2 separate regions of the Homo sapiens genome follow, and region 2 is linked to region 1. A link is a loop called in an ENCODE intact Hi-C map of the cell type or tissue named here. Cell type or tissue: MCF 10A. All regions are shown on one strand.

Region 1 (8,000 bases):
AACTTAGCTCGTACAATTTGCCTTGAAGGCGGAAGATTGGTTCCCTGAAATAGCAAAGAATTATATGCTTTAGTTCAGAAAAAAAGTTTTTAAAATAAAGTCTGTTATTACCTCTTCTCCTTTCAAAACAATGGGAAAAAAATCTAGAGCAGAGGTTTCAATTTGTTCAATAATTGTACCTCTGAAAGTTTTTTAAAAACTATAACACCATCATTGTTTTGACTTGAAAAGAAATAACAATGCAAATATTCATTATCACATAAAACATAAAAGACACAGCAAACTGTTGAGTTAATACAATCTCTGCAGAGCGCTATTAGTCAGAGACAGCTGGTCAGCCCAAAACACAAAAACTCAAAAGATCAGATCTTCTTAGGAATTAACATCTTCATTAACCAACAAGAATTTAGTGTGGCAGAGATTACATCCAACAACTGCGTTCTTCATGAGCTGTCCCTTCACTGATACCAAGCTGTGCAAATGTGTGAACTAGTTAGCAACCCCAGAAAGCTCATGCAACTACTCACCACATTTTAACCTTCAACTGACTCACAAACTCAATGTTAAATTAAACTTAGGGGTAACGTAAGCAAGCAAAATAGGACATGAGGAGTCAAATTTGAAATGCAGAGCAAGTAGCAGAAAGGTTATTTAAAATAAATCAATATGGTTAACTGCACAAAATAGCCAAAAAGAAATGCAATTCACTCCAAAAATTTTAAAAGCAAAAACAAATCAAAATGAAAGCTGCATTTCAAGCAAAATTTGCACGTGATTAATTTGCATTAAAAAAATAGTCAATCAAGCGATTTAGTTCAAATTCTTTGGGACATGCATACACTGATTCTCTTATGCAATTCCTACCTGATTTCCAACTGTGGTTTTCTTGTGAACCTGACTGCTCCTCTGCTGAGCACTGAGAAAAGCAAAGGAAAGCAGCACTGAAGAGACACATATAATTTTTTCCTAAACAAGTAACAAATACTAAAATTTATACAGGCTTTAAAAAAAAAATCAATGGAGACAGACCTAATACCAAAATTCCAGGTCAGTTTAATTCTGGAAGCAAAACCAACTCAATGGGACTCCTAATAGCACATAACTCCTAGTAGCATATAAACCAAAAATATAATAACACCACTTAAAGAAAAGCTGCATTGTAACATTAATAACATACGAGTTGACATATTTGCAGTGTCTCACAGGTACAGAGGAGAGTTGTAATGGAAATTAAGTTAATGATTATTGAGTATATGCCATGTTCTAAGTGCTTTATCGATATTAATCATTTTTATTCTCACAGCAACCCCATGAAGCAGTTACGATTATTCTTCTTGTTTCATAGATGAGGAGAGAAGCTAAGTGACTTTCCCAAAATCACTCAGCTAATAAGTGGTAGTACCAAGTAGCATGGCTCCGCATCACAAACTCTTTGTGATATTGTCCAGTCTCACTGCTTTGAATTCCAATATATTCTGACAACTCCTTTAATGCATCTCTGGTTTGGATCTGCCATGTAGATCCAAATATGTATGAGTCCCAACTCTGGACTTATTGATGTTTTTAACAACTTAACCTCATCACTTGGGTATTTAATGGGCATATCATTCTTAATATTTCAAAACTAAACTCCTGAAATCCCCCCTAAAATCTGTTCCACCCACAGTCTTCCTTCCTCCTCTTAACTAATGGCAATTCTATACCATACATTCAAGTTCCTTGGCCAAAATCTTTGTCTCCTCTTTCTCTCACAACCCATATCCGACCATCAGAAAATGCTGTCGACTACTTTCTTATAATAAATTTAACATTTAACCATCTTTTCATCACTTCCATTGGTCCCACCTTGGTCCAAGACACTGCCATCCCTCATCTGGATTACTGTAATCATTTATTCTCTGGTCTCTGCTTCCACACTTGTCTCCCTGAAGTCTATTCTTAACAGACACCAGAGTGATACTTTCAGAAGGACTATGTTAACTCTTCTGCTCGAAACCGTGTACTGCATCAACACCATTCCATTTAATGGTAAAAACCAAAGTCCATACAAGGGTCTACAAGGCCCTACTCAAGCAACCCCCACTACTGCCTCTTTGACTCATCTCCTCCTACCCTTCACCTTGTTCCCTGAAGAGTTCCAGCCACACTGGCATCTGCTCTTTTTCAAACCCACCCAATACACTCCCATTTAGAGCCTTCAGGCAAGCTAGCTCCCTAGGATGTACTTCCCGCTTTCATCTGCATGGTTCCCAACATCTCTTTCAAGTCTTCATTCAAATCCTTCTTTTCAGTTAGGACTACTCTGACCACCCTATTTATAACCGCATCCCTCCCTTCCTCCAAGACTATCATCCCCTTTACCCTGTTTGATTTTTCTGTCTGGCATTTCTCACCTTCCGATACACTACACGGTGTATTTATTTTTTGTGTTTGTCTGCCCTTTTCCATTAGACTGTAAGCTCCTAATGAGCAGGGGTTTGCGTCTGTTTTGTTCACTGCTATATCCCCAGGGCCTGCAAAGGACATGGCACATGGTTGGTTTCATGAAATATCTGTTCGATGAAAAGCCCAATGAAGTTGATGCCATTATAACCCTCATTTTAGACATAAGCACAGAGGGTTAAAAGCCAGAAAGGACTCCAACAACTTAACAACAGAGCCCACACGTTTCATCACTAGGTTACTCTATCCCTCAAAAGGACAAAGGCTTTCTTTTGGTGGATCCATGAATAAACACGTATCAATATAAGAAACACAACTCATTTTGGTTATTCTGGGAAGATCAGCAATACTCAGTATTCTTACAGATTGTTTAATAGTTTATGGAAGCTGTTTTGGAGATCAATGAAATGGTCTAAAATAGAGAAAAGGGAGACTAAAGCTCTCAGTCAACTGTTTAAAGTGATGGGATGTTGTGCTGCAGTAACAAGTTAGAAATCAACACCACACTTAGAACAGCTGATCAAAATAAGTTTTTAATAAACTCCTCTGATACATTTAAGCTGCTTTCCTTCACTCAAACTCATGAAAAAACACTGCATTCAACTGAAGGTGGGCAGGGGGTGGGTGGTGAAAGGCCATACTGTATTTGGTTGCTAAAAATATTTTGTGTATATATTTTTTTCCAATTTAAAATTTGCTAATTTCAACTTCTTCCTTCCTTGTTTTTTATTTTTCCAGCTTTCTGTTAAATGGTTAATCCTCTTAATTACGATGAAATTATTTCCTCTTTAACCATTTCTCTGAACAATCTAAATCTACATTATTCAGGTCTTGTAGGTGAGGCTGTGAAAGAGGTAACCAGGATCCAATGTGCCCACACCGCCCTCTGGCTGCCCTCATGCCCTGGCGCACACAGCGTCTTGAGTAGCACTCTCCTAAGGGCTTCGGATCTCCTCCTTACTTTCTTTTTCCACATTAAATGTCACTTTTCCAGCACCCTCCAGGCTTCCTGCTCTTCCAGGAATGCATGAGAAAACTACTATTATAATGAGATCATGACACCTTCATAGGTTATGTTTATCTCTTCCAAGCACCATAATTGTGTTTTAGGAGTAATGTTTTCACTGAAACACTGACTAGTGGTGAAAACCTGTGATAGACCCACAGGTGCTTCCTTTGAACAAATTATTGTAGACCCTAAAATTATGTATCAGTCCCCTTCAAATCACTTAAGGGAAAAGAAGTTGAATGTAAAGCAAAAGCCGCAAAGATCGTTAATGACTCCTTTGCTACCTTAGGTGAAAAGTTTGATCAAAATGGACTTCAGTCGCTCAGCTATAAAATGTGTATATGTGTGTCATAAAGGAGACAGACAGAAACAGAGACAGAGAGGAGGGCTAGAGGACTAAACAAGTTGTTTCTTAGGTTCCTTTTAGGTCCAATATTCCTTGAGATGCAAAATTACTCTCAGAAGCTTATAAGCTACACTAGATAAAGACAATGTCCATTGACAGTTTCCATCTGTGAAATAATGCATATTTAGGATCTACCACTTGTAAGAATATGCCAAAGGAAAAGTAGATTTACTTTATAAGCCAATCTCAAATATTAGAGTTAGAAAAAACACTAAGTTGCCTCTATTTTCCACCTAAAGAATCTTTTTGCAGCAATTGGCCCCATAAACTTAAACATTCTGTTGCTAATGATGTATTTAGCTACTTGAAGTTACTTCAAAAGCAACAACAACAAAAAAAGCTGCCTGCTTAGAATACATTCTTTCTCATAATTCTTCTGCATAATAATTGAACTGAGAGTATTTCAAAACATTTATTTAAAAATATGTTCCTTAAAAAACCTGTAAGGACTTGCAAGTTAACTTGAGCCCTTGGACATGTTCTTGGATATAGTTACTTAACCAATTAACTCTGAAATATTATAAAACATACCTATGTATGGTGTTTTAGTTTAACATAAATCAAAAACTATAGGGCACGAACTCCGTAGCATATAAAAATATGAATAAGGTATAGTTCTTGTTATCAAAAGCCTACAATTTGTCTGGTACAAGTAATGATATGCATACACAAAACAAAAATAACAAATAAAAAATAAAATCCATATTAATAAACATGTGAGGATGTAATAGAAAGCAAAAACAAAGTGCTTCTGTTTTAAATGTGGGATATAATTACCCATATCTTCTCATATGTGTGTGCGTGTGTGCACGCACATTTGTCGTTTGTCATATAAATTCCTACTACACACAAGTCACTGTGGAAGGCTTTGCCAGAACACTAAAACGTAGAACCAAATTGGTGTATGCTGAGACATAATGATTCTAAAAGTATATAACAAGAAGTTTAAACTTCTATAAAAATAAGAGTACATTAGAAGACAATCAGAGAACCCCTAATGTTATCTCTTGGCTCAAAACTTTTTTGCACAGTGTCCTATCCTTGTCTATGATGTGTGACCATTTATCAAATAAATCCTATACCATTGTAATTTCTCTGAATGTTCAGGGACAAGAAATATAATTTCAGATGATATGATCTGAACTGTTTGTAGCAAACTTGAAAAGAAGATAAACTTTAATAAAGGAAAACAAATGACTACGTTCCAAGAGAATAGACTGGTATTAGCAAAGCCAGGAAGTAGAAAGATGAGGCATATGGGGAAGTTGTGGAGAGTAAAACTATTATGGTAGAATTATCCAATCATAGACTGGGGTTTGTAAGTGATCTTAAAAGCCATCTAGTATAATAACTGTACGTTGGGGCCAGTTATGGAGAATTTGGCTGTTACTCTGAAGGCAGCAGAAAACATTCCATGTTTCTGTGCCAGCAAGTGACATGATCAAGGCAATGTTTTAGTACAAATTAGTTCCCTGAAATGCATAGTATTGACTCAAGCAGAGAAGACAGGAAGCAGTCAGCCCAGACCCCCTGTCTCTGACTATTGGAGTCCTGTCCAGTCTTAAAACTCCAATCAAGCATCATGCCTGAATTATGCCTTTTTAGAAACCTCCAGTTATCTCTCCTTTTCATGCACTCCCAAAGCCTTGGTCTGTGCCTGTATTTTATAAACAAGATTGTAAGTTGGGTTTCCAACAATGCCTGCTCCTTGATAGTCAAGAGCATCAATCTTGGTATTTCTACCTCTCTCATCACTGACATTACCTAGCAGAGGGTTTATGGTAGTATCTTAAGAAATACGTATGGAATTCTGTTTTGATGCCAGGGTTATTTACAACCAGACTATCAATGATCATCTGTACTAGGAAACCTAAATAATTTGAAGAAGCATATCATAGGCATGTGTTAAAGCAAAAGTATGGTACAGTTAGGGATCCCAAAGTGGTCAGACTGGCTGCAGCATGGACTTAGGGAGTAGAGTAGAAAGGAATAGTAACAATAGAATAGGCTGAAGAGGTAAACAAGATACAGATTATAGAGAGCCTTGGAAATTACATTAATAAGTTTAGACTTTATTCTGAAAGTAACAGAGAATCTCAGAAGGAATGAGAAAGAGGATGACAGGGGTACAGAGAGACTGTTGTAGTAACTCAAGTAAGAGAAGACTAACTTTAGTAGTGGCAATGATGATAGAAAGAAATAGATGAATTCAAAAAATATTATGGAGATAGAATCACATGAACTTGGTAAAGATGGATGGAGACAAAGATATGAGGGGAACAAGGAGCAAAGAATAGGACTGGGAGGTGCCATCCACAGAAAGTGGGAACAACATAGAAGTTAAAAATTATAAGAGCAGATGAGGAGTTTAGTTTGGGACTAGAAGGTTGAGGCTTCTCTAGGATATATAAGTAGAGATGTCCAATAGACATCTGAATATGGTACATAGTCCAGTGAAAAGTCTTGAAATGAAGATCTAGATTTGGAGTCATCAGATAAAGTTGGCAACTAAAACCATTGGAGTGGGTAAGATCCATTAGGAATAATGCAGTGAGTGAGAAAGAAGGGGGTCTAGGGTGGAAAATTGATTAAAGAATAGTTCTTAAGCCATGATCAGAAGATGAAGAGCTCCTAAAGACTGAGAAGTGGCTAGAGTGAAAAGAGGAAAACCAGGAGAGAGTGGAAGGTTATTGAAGCAAAGGAACAGATCTCTTCAAGAAGGAGTGATTAACGGTGGTGTCAAATGAAAGGCTCAGAATTGTCCATTGGATTAACTGTTTTGTCCTGGACAAAAGCAGTCTCAGTGGAGTGGAGTGGTAGAAACTAGATTGCAGTGGGCCGAAAAGTGAAAGGAAGATGAAAAAGAGAATGGAACACAGACTAAGGCCACTCAAAGAGGGCTCAGATGCATTAAGGAAATGGAGAGTCCCTTTGAGATGTAGATTCCATAGCAAATATCAGAGTGTGCCTCTACCTCTACCCACATTTCAACTGCTCAACAGCCACATACAGGTAGTAGCTTCTGTACTGAACAGCACAGATTATACGATAGTTCCATCATCTCAGAAACTTCTATTGTGCAACAGTGCTATAGAGTAAAGAAGCTCTTTTAGACTTGTTTAGTAGCAATTAAGAGGCTTCCTTGCTCTTTCTCTCAGTAGCTACCACCATAGGTCACCACTAAGCTGTCAATAAAGTAGGACCCACAGTGAAGGTCCCAGAGCCATCAGCCGGAGTCACTATACTGTAGGGCTCTGCCGTCCAATGCAGTAGCTGGTAGCCAGATTAAAACTTTAATTAGATTGAATTAAATTAAAAATTTATTGCCTTCATTGCACTACCCACATTTCAACTGCTCAATAGCCACATACAGCTAGTGGCTTCTGTATTGAACAGCACAGATTATACAATAGTTCCATCATCTCAGAAAGTTCTATTGTGCAATGGTGCTACAGAGTAAAGCAATTTTAGACTGTTCTTTTATATTATCCAAGAAAGATTATGAACACTTCACAAGAGTCCCAAGAGTGTAACTTATCACAGGTTACACTGTGATAGTCCAGGCTCCGTCCAATCAGACTGAAGCCAAAGGGAGAAGAAACAATGTCCGTTTCTCCTCCAGGATCTTTAATGAAGGCTCAGGCTATTATGCAAGAAAATCTTACAGAACTTGGGAGTCTGCAAAAGAAGAATCACTTACCTCCTAAGATTCATGTTAAGGATGAAGATGAAGTTTAAAATAACATATTTGAGGATGAAAGAGAAAACTGGAAGTCTACTTATTTTTAAAATGGTGCTTGGAACATTGGAATTTATAACTTATTTGAACAGGATATGTGAATGGTATCCTTTCAAGTTGCTCAATCCTGTATTTCTACTTGACAACAATCTCAGTAAGCAACCAAGCATTTAATTCCTAAATTTGCATATAAGTCAAAAAAAGGATCTTTTTATACTCCAATACCTAAGTTTTGATTCCACAAGAGAGAGAACATTCTCATGTAAGATTAGGAACTAGAAACATTATTACAATAGAATATAATTATGCATTAGGGAAAAATAAACTAAGAATGTAAAGGGAAAGACTAAGATTGCTCTGGAATTTAGTGGCAAGGTTGAAATGCACTGCCTTCAGTAAAACGG
Region 2 (8,000 bases), 200 kb before region 1:
ATTTCTATTTGCCTTTATAGCAAAACTCCTTGAGTTATCTTGAATTATTTTTCCATTCTCTCCCTCTTTATTCTTTCCTCAGTCCACCCAAGTGAGGGCTGTAATCCTGCTACTCTATAGATACAGCGCTTTTCACGGTCATGTGATCTACATCTTGCCCAAACAAATTGTCAATTCCCTGTTTTCACATTACTTGGCTTTACTGTAGCATTTGTTGACCACTCCCCCTCTGTCCTCAAACACCTTCTCCTCCAGGCTTCTGTGATATCACACCCGCCTGACTCCCACACTGCTACCTCACTGACTACAGCTTCTTAATCTCTTTTTGTCTCGTCTTCCTCTTAAAGGCCTTTAAATTCTGGGGGTGTCCCAGGGTTCTCTCATGGCCTACTTCACTCTCAATTTCTCCAGTGGTAATCTTCCCAGTATGGTGGCCTTTCATATCATTTAAAGGTGGCTTAGTTCAGATCTCTCCCCTGACCTACAGATTCCCATATCCAAGTCACTATCTTCTCTCATTGGGATGATTATCACAACTTATAACATCTTCTTGATGGTTTTCTTGCTCCACTCGCCACAAAGAAGCCACAGAGATTGTATATTTTATCACCACCCTGTTTACTATCCTCCAGTCACTTCTCACGGCGAGTGGAAAAAGGTCTGGACTTCTTGCCCCCTCATTTTCCTCCTCTGTTTCAAATGTGCATTTTCATTCTTCCCATCCTCATTCTGCTCCAGCCACATTGGCCTTTTTATTTGCAGTTTCTTAAATATGCCAAGCATGTTTCTTCCTTGGGATTTTGCAGGCGCCAATCCTTTTGCTGGAAATGATATTCTATCTCATTCACATTGATAATCCACTAATATCCCCTAGAGAAGCCTCCCCTAACCCCTCTAGCTAAAATCCTGCCACCCTTCACCCATTCTTACTCTTTTCATTATTCCGTTTTCATCATAACAATTATCTGTATGTAAAATTAGGTATGTTAACTATCTGCTGCCTCATCTAACTACAGCACAAGTCCATTGATGGAGCTTTAAATGTTCACCAATATATTCCTAGCATTTATGTTATATAGTAGGTGCTCATTAATATTTGTTGACTGACTAGTCTCACCAGTATTTTCTCAGCATTCAAAGTTCTTCAAAGATTATTGACAATAAATTAATGACACAAAGATCTTACATTATCACAAATTAATCATCAAACCTATGATGTCAATAATATAAATTTAATAAATTAGGACTATAAATTGTCTTTTACCTTACAGATAATATTGCTGATTTCACATATCTACAGTTAAAGAAAACCCAACAGTACAATAAAACTACAAATTATGATAAAAGTTAAATAGGAAAGAACAACAAAACCACTTCAGATAAATTAAAACTCCATGCAAATTTTTGTCAAATAGTAACTCAAAAGTATAATTACACACTGTTTACTAAACAACCTTACACACAGTATTGAAACTTAGAACATGCAACCAAAACTCTATTCAGAGACAAAATCACAATCAGGTACACTTTATTATTAAAAAGAAACAAAAAATAGATTGTCAGCATTAAATTGAGCAAGTTGGAAAATTATAAAACGAAGCAAAGAAGAATATAATATTTTATAAAGTCAAGAATTAATGTGGAGAACCAAATATGTTATTGTTACATTTAGGAGTTTCTTCTCTAATGAATCAGACAATAAAACAGAATTCTGTAATATAAAAGATGAGAAAACAAAATTAGAAATGAGACGACATATAGTTAACAGACAAAAGATTAAATTATCTTAAGAGATTCTAAGTATGCTTTTATGATAGTAAATTTGTATCAATTATGGATGTTACATATAGGAAATATAACACCAAAATAATAAAATCCCATCTGACCAGTATCTACAGGATAAATTGGAAAAAAATTTAAAAATTTTCTCCACAATAGTTCTGGCTTCAGAGAGTTTTATATACCTTTTTCCCTAGATTTTAAGAGTAAGCTTCTTTTATTCAGAACCTCTCAGAAATTATAATAGTCTAATACATATTTTAAATCTCCAAGAAATGAATAGGCTATACAGGACTTCCCAAGCTTACTTCACCTTTGAATCTTTTTTTCCCCCTTGAGCTTCTCCTGGGGCTAGTATTAAAAGGAACAAACTTTTCAATATATCGCTTTAAACCAATCTCACTCATGAATAGAAATGTGAAACTCCTAAAAATATATATTAGGAAACGGAACTTAATGAAAAATTTAAAGACCCAGGCATTACTACCAGCTAGGATTTTTTCCTAAGATAACTTTCTATGAGAAATACTAAGAGACTACTTGCATTTAGTACTATATATAAACTGACCGCTAATAAATGCCAGACATCTCTGAGCTACAGTTGCTCTCTTGATATCTCAGATTTTGAAATCTGGATGTGCTCCCAAATCTTCTCTTCCCCTAAAGTTCCCTCCTACTAGTAAATGGCAGCTTCTTCCAAAGAGATGCTTGTGCCAGATGCCTAGGTGTCATTCACGACATCTCTTTCTCCCCTACCTCATTTCCAATCAGTCAGTTCTGTCAACGTAGCCAGTTAATAGCTCCCATTTATTCCTCTATTCCATCTTTCTAGTCCAGGATGTCATCACCTCTTATCTGTATTACAAAAACCCAACTCCTGCACTTGTTCCTCTCTACTCTCCATTCTGCAGCCAAACTGAACCACATTACTCCCCTTCAGTGGTTCCCTGCTGCATTAAAGACCAACAAAGCAACCCTAACATGGCCTGTAGGATCATAAATGATCTGGCCCCTGATTCTTGCCCATCAGGCTCCAGCTATCAGTTCCATGAACACACAAAGCTTCTCCCTACCTCAGGGTCTTGGCATATGCTGTTCACTCTGCCTGGAACAATCTCCCCTTCTCCCTTCACCTAATCTATTTCTATGCATTCTTCTAGTGTTAGTTTTGACCATTCCCTGAAATCCCCAAATGGACAGGTCACTGTATTATAAATTCTCACAGTAGTTGTAATTAGCAGTTGTGATTAAGTAATTACTGTTTGTTATCAGCCTCTCTCACTATACTGTGAATTCCATGAGAATAGGGGACATGTTCCTCTTAGAACCTAAGCACAGCGCTGGTGTTTGGTAATAATTTGCAATGAATGCATGACAGAATAAAGTGTTCGCCAATGGTTGAATTAGCTTAGTATCCCTCATTTATTTAAAATACTTTTCCTTGGTCAGACACAGTGGCTCATGTAATCCTATCACTTTGGGAGGCTGAGGCAGGAGGATGGCTTGAGCCCAGGAGTTAGAGGCTGCAAATAAGCTGTGATAGTGCCACTGTACCACAGCCTGGCAACAGAGCAAGATCTTGTCTCAAAAAATATATGTGTGTGTGTGTGTGTGTGTGTGTGCATGTGTATATATATATATATTTTATATATATTATAAATACTTTTTTCCTTATCTTTCTATAGCATCCTCAAAGATCAATGCAACAACCATTCAAATTGGAGGTTGACCGTTGCCTGTTGTCTCAAAGTACCATGATTCATTGCCAAAGGGACGAGTTTTTTGGACCTCAGTTGATTTGATATTTGATCTGTTATTTCCTTCTCTTGATATAGCAAAGAGCAAATGATAATAAAACATGAATAGAAAATTAAATAAGAATTAAAAATTTGTAGAAAATATTTTTAAATATAAGAGCATTGCAAAACACATTTACTGTAAGTGCAGCTGCAGAGTCAGCTGAGTCACCACTAGTCCTGACCTTCTCTGGCTGCCAATGGCCATGGTGCCAGGTCCTTGTCAGCATTAATCACAGTAACAAGTAATGAGCTGAAAGTGTGAATTTTGGTTATAACTGTGGGGGTCTTATTTATGGTGAAAAAGGTCATAAAGAAAATAGATTACAATTTAAATGGTAGAAACCTCTCACAATATAGGATGTTTAATATCTAACTATTTTTTCTCATCCCCAAATGCTAAAATAATTTGATGTCATATAAACAAAGAAAATATCTAAACAAAAATAGAAAATGCGGGAGTGATGAGTTAGTGGGAACTTGATCTCCTGGCCTCTTGAAGGGACTTCAGCTCTTGGCCCCTTTTCCTTAGCCTTCATTTTCTTCCCCTCAAAAGAGGAGGACTGGCTGATTTGACTGGTGAGCTATAAAGGAGAAATTGAGCAAGACGTGCCTGCAGGACACAGGCATTTCTCTCCTATTCCAAGATGTTCTGATGAGCTCTGCCCTCTGGTAGAGGTCTGTGGTTGCTCAGCTGTGGTTGTGATTACTGGGAGTTGAAGTATGAGCAAGACATTTGGCCACAGATCTGGATCTATTTGTTTCATGCCTTATCTGTTTGCTTTTTGTGTACTGCTTCTAAAAACAGCAACAGCAACAATTTTAACTAGACAGGGGAAGTAACTGGTATGATTAATTGGCCCCCTAAAACTCCAATAGTGAGGCATGGCTTTGAAAGGAGGGTGATGGTTTTGGTTCCAGATGGATTAAAGAGGAAGCGACAGAAGGCCCTCACAGTGAAAATGCCCAGTAGGCAGTTGGAGATGTGGGGCTGGTGTCTCAGGGTAATAAATAATAACCATGTTGCTTGTGGCTGTGATGCTGGGTGCCATGTGAATTTATTTTATTTTAGTACAACGTATTAGCTTCATTAAACTATTTTCCCATAGGGGGACAAGCCAAACAGCCACAGGTCATGTGTCTACTTGGGCATAACCAATACCAGGCAAATTAGCCAATATTACAATGTCATTTTTAAAAAGTTGTTGTTGCAATCCAAATTTCATTTAGCGCAAAGCAATGAAAGGAGTGGAATGGAATAAAAGGAACTGGTGAAGAAAGCAGAGAGAACCACAATTATTCTCAGTCTGTCTCATTTATTAGGTCAGAATATATGGTAATAGCCTGCTGAAACTCAGCATTTCTGAAATCAGAGGAATAAATAGAGAGAGAGGCCATTGGTCCACCCATGCCATGACTTTTCACATGACAGGAAAAATTGCTGCCCAGTCTGTGCTAGCTTGGCCTCTTCCTTCCATATTTACTATGTATAAAAATTACTCTGTGTGGGATCTTTCATTTGAGTTAATGACTAAATGATAATAGTATATATATATATATATAAATAACTCACTTTAAAAGTTCTAAAAAATAAGATCTTTGAGGAACTATCAATGCAAGGCAAGCAGCATCTTATCCCAGAAGGCATAACGTAGGTCAAGAAGCCAAAAAACAACAATCGTGAAATCATATGGACAGTTGCAGATTCATGTTATCCCACAAACACCCAGAGGGAGTTAGATGCGAGCTCTAAGAGCCTGGGACTGCGTTGGGGCTGTCTGTGTTAGTTTATCAACATTAAGATACTGTGAAACAGAAAAGGGTGGAGGAAAATTTCAGAAGAATGAGAGTGGTAGGATCATGGTGCCAATGGTTTTATGTAATGGTTCCCCACAAAACTCGGCTTTCAAATTATTTCTAAATTATTACCTCTTGGTATTATTATTGTTGTTATTTAAATTCATGTCAAGTCATATCAAAGTGAGTTCCTTGAACTGATTTTGAAAAGTTTTATATGAGCCTTTATTACATGGAAAAATAGGTCTTCATACTACTGCTCTGTCTGAGGCTTCAAAAAGATGTCTTGGATGCATCTGGGAAGTTTGGGCCTTTGCGGATAGGGTTGCCTAAGATGTGCTTGGGCCCAAGATGCTGTGTCCCCTGGCCCCACCCAGGGAAATCACCAACACCACCGCCACCTTCATTCAGACTCTGCAGCACCCCACTGCTAACATTCAGTGAGATTGGGATGGGGTGAGTTTTGCACAAAATTATTCATGGCCCAAAGTCTGGGCCACATAAGTAGTCTTGCTGCAAAAAGTTGGTAAAAACCTGGTCTCCATGAGGCTTGGCTATAGAGTGATTCGTTTGGGGAGGCTGTTTCAGGTGAACTGACAGTTTTTAAAATAATGGATATAACCGACTCTTCAAAGAAAAAATATCATTCTCAATTTTAAAAAATCATGCACTTCAGTGGCAGCCTGTGTTTTGCATGAGTGATATTTCAGCAGACAGATGATGACAGTGCTGGTGATGGTCCTGAGGTGAGGGACTGTATGGCATGCCCTTCATCCCTTTAAGACTTTTCATGCATTGTTGCCTCTATTCCCCTGACTGCTTCACCACCTGGTAAATTTCTACTCACCCTTACAGCCTCAACTGGAATATTCCTTCCTCTGAGTCTAGCCCACTTAGCAATAATTGCATAAATTATTCTCCCTCTGTATTCACTTAATGCCTTACTTATACATCCATTGAGTTGAACCATAACTCCCTTCTATTTGTGGGATTTATTGTCCTCAGAGGTGGTAAAAGTATAAACAATTTAGAGTTGATTTACATAAAAATCATGGATAAGAGAACCGTAATGGACTAGTAAAAACGGTAGCAATTTTTAGGCATATCTTCAACCTGAAAGTTTCTATTAAGGGAGACTTCCATGCCAAGTGTCTCTGTAGAAGAAAATGGAAGGACAAATGAATTATGTAACTGATTACATGAAAAGTCATTCTGTATAATGTTCCTATGGTATTCATTTCTTGATTTATTTGTTTGATAAACATGTCTTGAGAAGCTATGTGCCAGGCATTGTGCTAGGCCCTTAGGGGTACATAGCGATGAACAGAGATAAGGTTGCTATTCTCATGAAGCTTATATTCTGGCATTACAGAGAGAAAAAAAAGGATGGTAAATGGATTGCTAAGAAGGACACTAACAACCATTTATTCAGATTTCACTGTCAAGGTACCAAGTAAATCTCAATATCCCAATGACATTTTCCTCTTTCCCCTAAAAACAAAACAAAAAACAGACATCTGTTTTATTCCAGTAAGTTTCATCATTTTAACAATTACTCAAAAGGCTGAAAATAATTCATAACCCAGATAAAGAAAATATTTACAAAGCTCCTAGTGGTTTTTAAAAATTGTTGTTTAAAAATGTACTCTACAAAGGGGTCTTTGACCAGATGGCTGTTTCAAAGAACAATGATTTCATGTTTTAAAACTAACTTTAAAATGGAGGTGTCTTTGCCTTCCAGGAAAACGTAGCAGCTGTGAGATTATTTCACTTCTTTTTCTTCCACATTTTCCTGGATTTAATTGTAAGCAAAAACAATATATAAAAGAGAAAATTGTAGCAACACAGAACAAAACCTATTGCAAAACAAGCAATTGCACATTTTTAACCACAACGAAAACCCAAAGGCAACCTTTTATAAAAACTTAGCTGAGGAAGGAGACAACATAGCACTTTCCTAGGGAAATCTGCCTCTTCCCTGCTAAATTTAGAATATAACCCTCTTACATCTCAATAAAATCAACATTGACTTGGTTTTCTTTCTTTCTTTCTTTTTTTTTTTTTTTTTTTTTTTTGAGATGGAGTCTCACTCTATCACCCAGGCTGGAGTGCAGTGGCATGATCTCAGCTCACTGCAACCTCCGCCTCCTGGTTTCAAGCGATTTTCCTGCCTCAGCCTCCCGGGTAGCTGGGACTACAAGTGCCTGCCACCACGCCTGCCTAATTTTTGCATTTTTAGTAGAGACGGCGTTTCAGCATCTTGGCCAGGATGGTCTTGATCTCTTGACCTCATGATCTGCCCACCTTGGCCTCCCAAAGTGATGGGATTACAGGTGTGAGCCACCATGCCCAGCCTGACTTGGTTTTCTATAGGAATGAATATACTTGAGGAATGACTGAAAAGGCTTCAGGAAATGGCAATGGAGAAATTAGCCACAAGAAAGAATATAAGGTAACTGCTGTCTTGTGCCCTGTGTTGGTCAAGTCCTGCCAACCACTGTGTCCAGTTCTAGGAACTAAATAAAGAGGTGGGGCACAGTGGGAAGGAGCTGGAGAAAGCCTCCAAAGTGACTAAAGAGAAGAGAGATGAGGCTAAAAGGCCAAGGGAAGATATCTGCAAGATGACAG

Evidence for each region. Peaks named below come from ENCODE experiments on the same cell type or tissue, not always from the same donor. Only the 100,000 strongest peaks of a DNase experiment are listed, where the experiment ranks them.
Region 2: a loop joins it to region 1, with 11 times the contacts of the local background. A loop is called at or near these places in 4 of 110 quality-filtered maps.

What each region holds. Positions count from the first base shown.
Region 1 is chr1:172,085,740-172,093,739 of GRCh38, reverse strand. It overlaps DNM3 (dynamin 3), which reads right to left. Exons shown (of 21, transcript NM_015569.5): 13 at 865-916. Among named protein-coding and RNA genes, the nearest start is that of MIR3120, 49 kb to the left of the region's middle. In MCF 10A, a CTCF peak has its summit at 3,329; a DNase peak (open chromatin) is centred at 3,339.
Region 2 is chr1:172,283,207-172,291,206 of GRCh38, reverse strand. All of the region lies in intron 15 of DNM3 (dynamin 3), which reads right to left. Among named protein-coding and RNA genes, the nearest start is that of C1orf105, 130 kb to the left of the region's middle. In MCF 10A, no CTCF peak of the experiment used is centred here; DNase peaks (open chromatin) are centred at 3,766 and 4,226.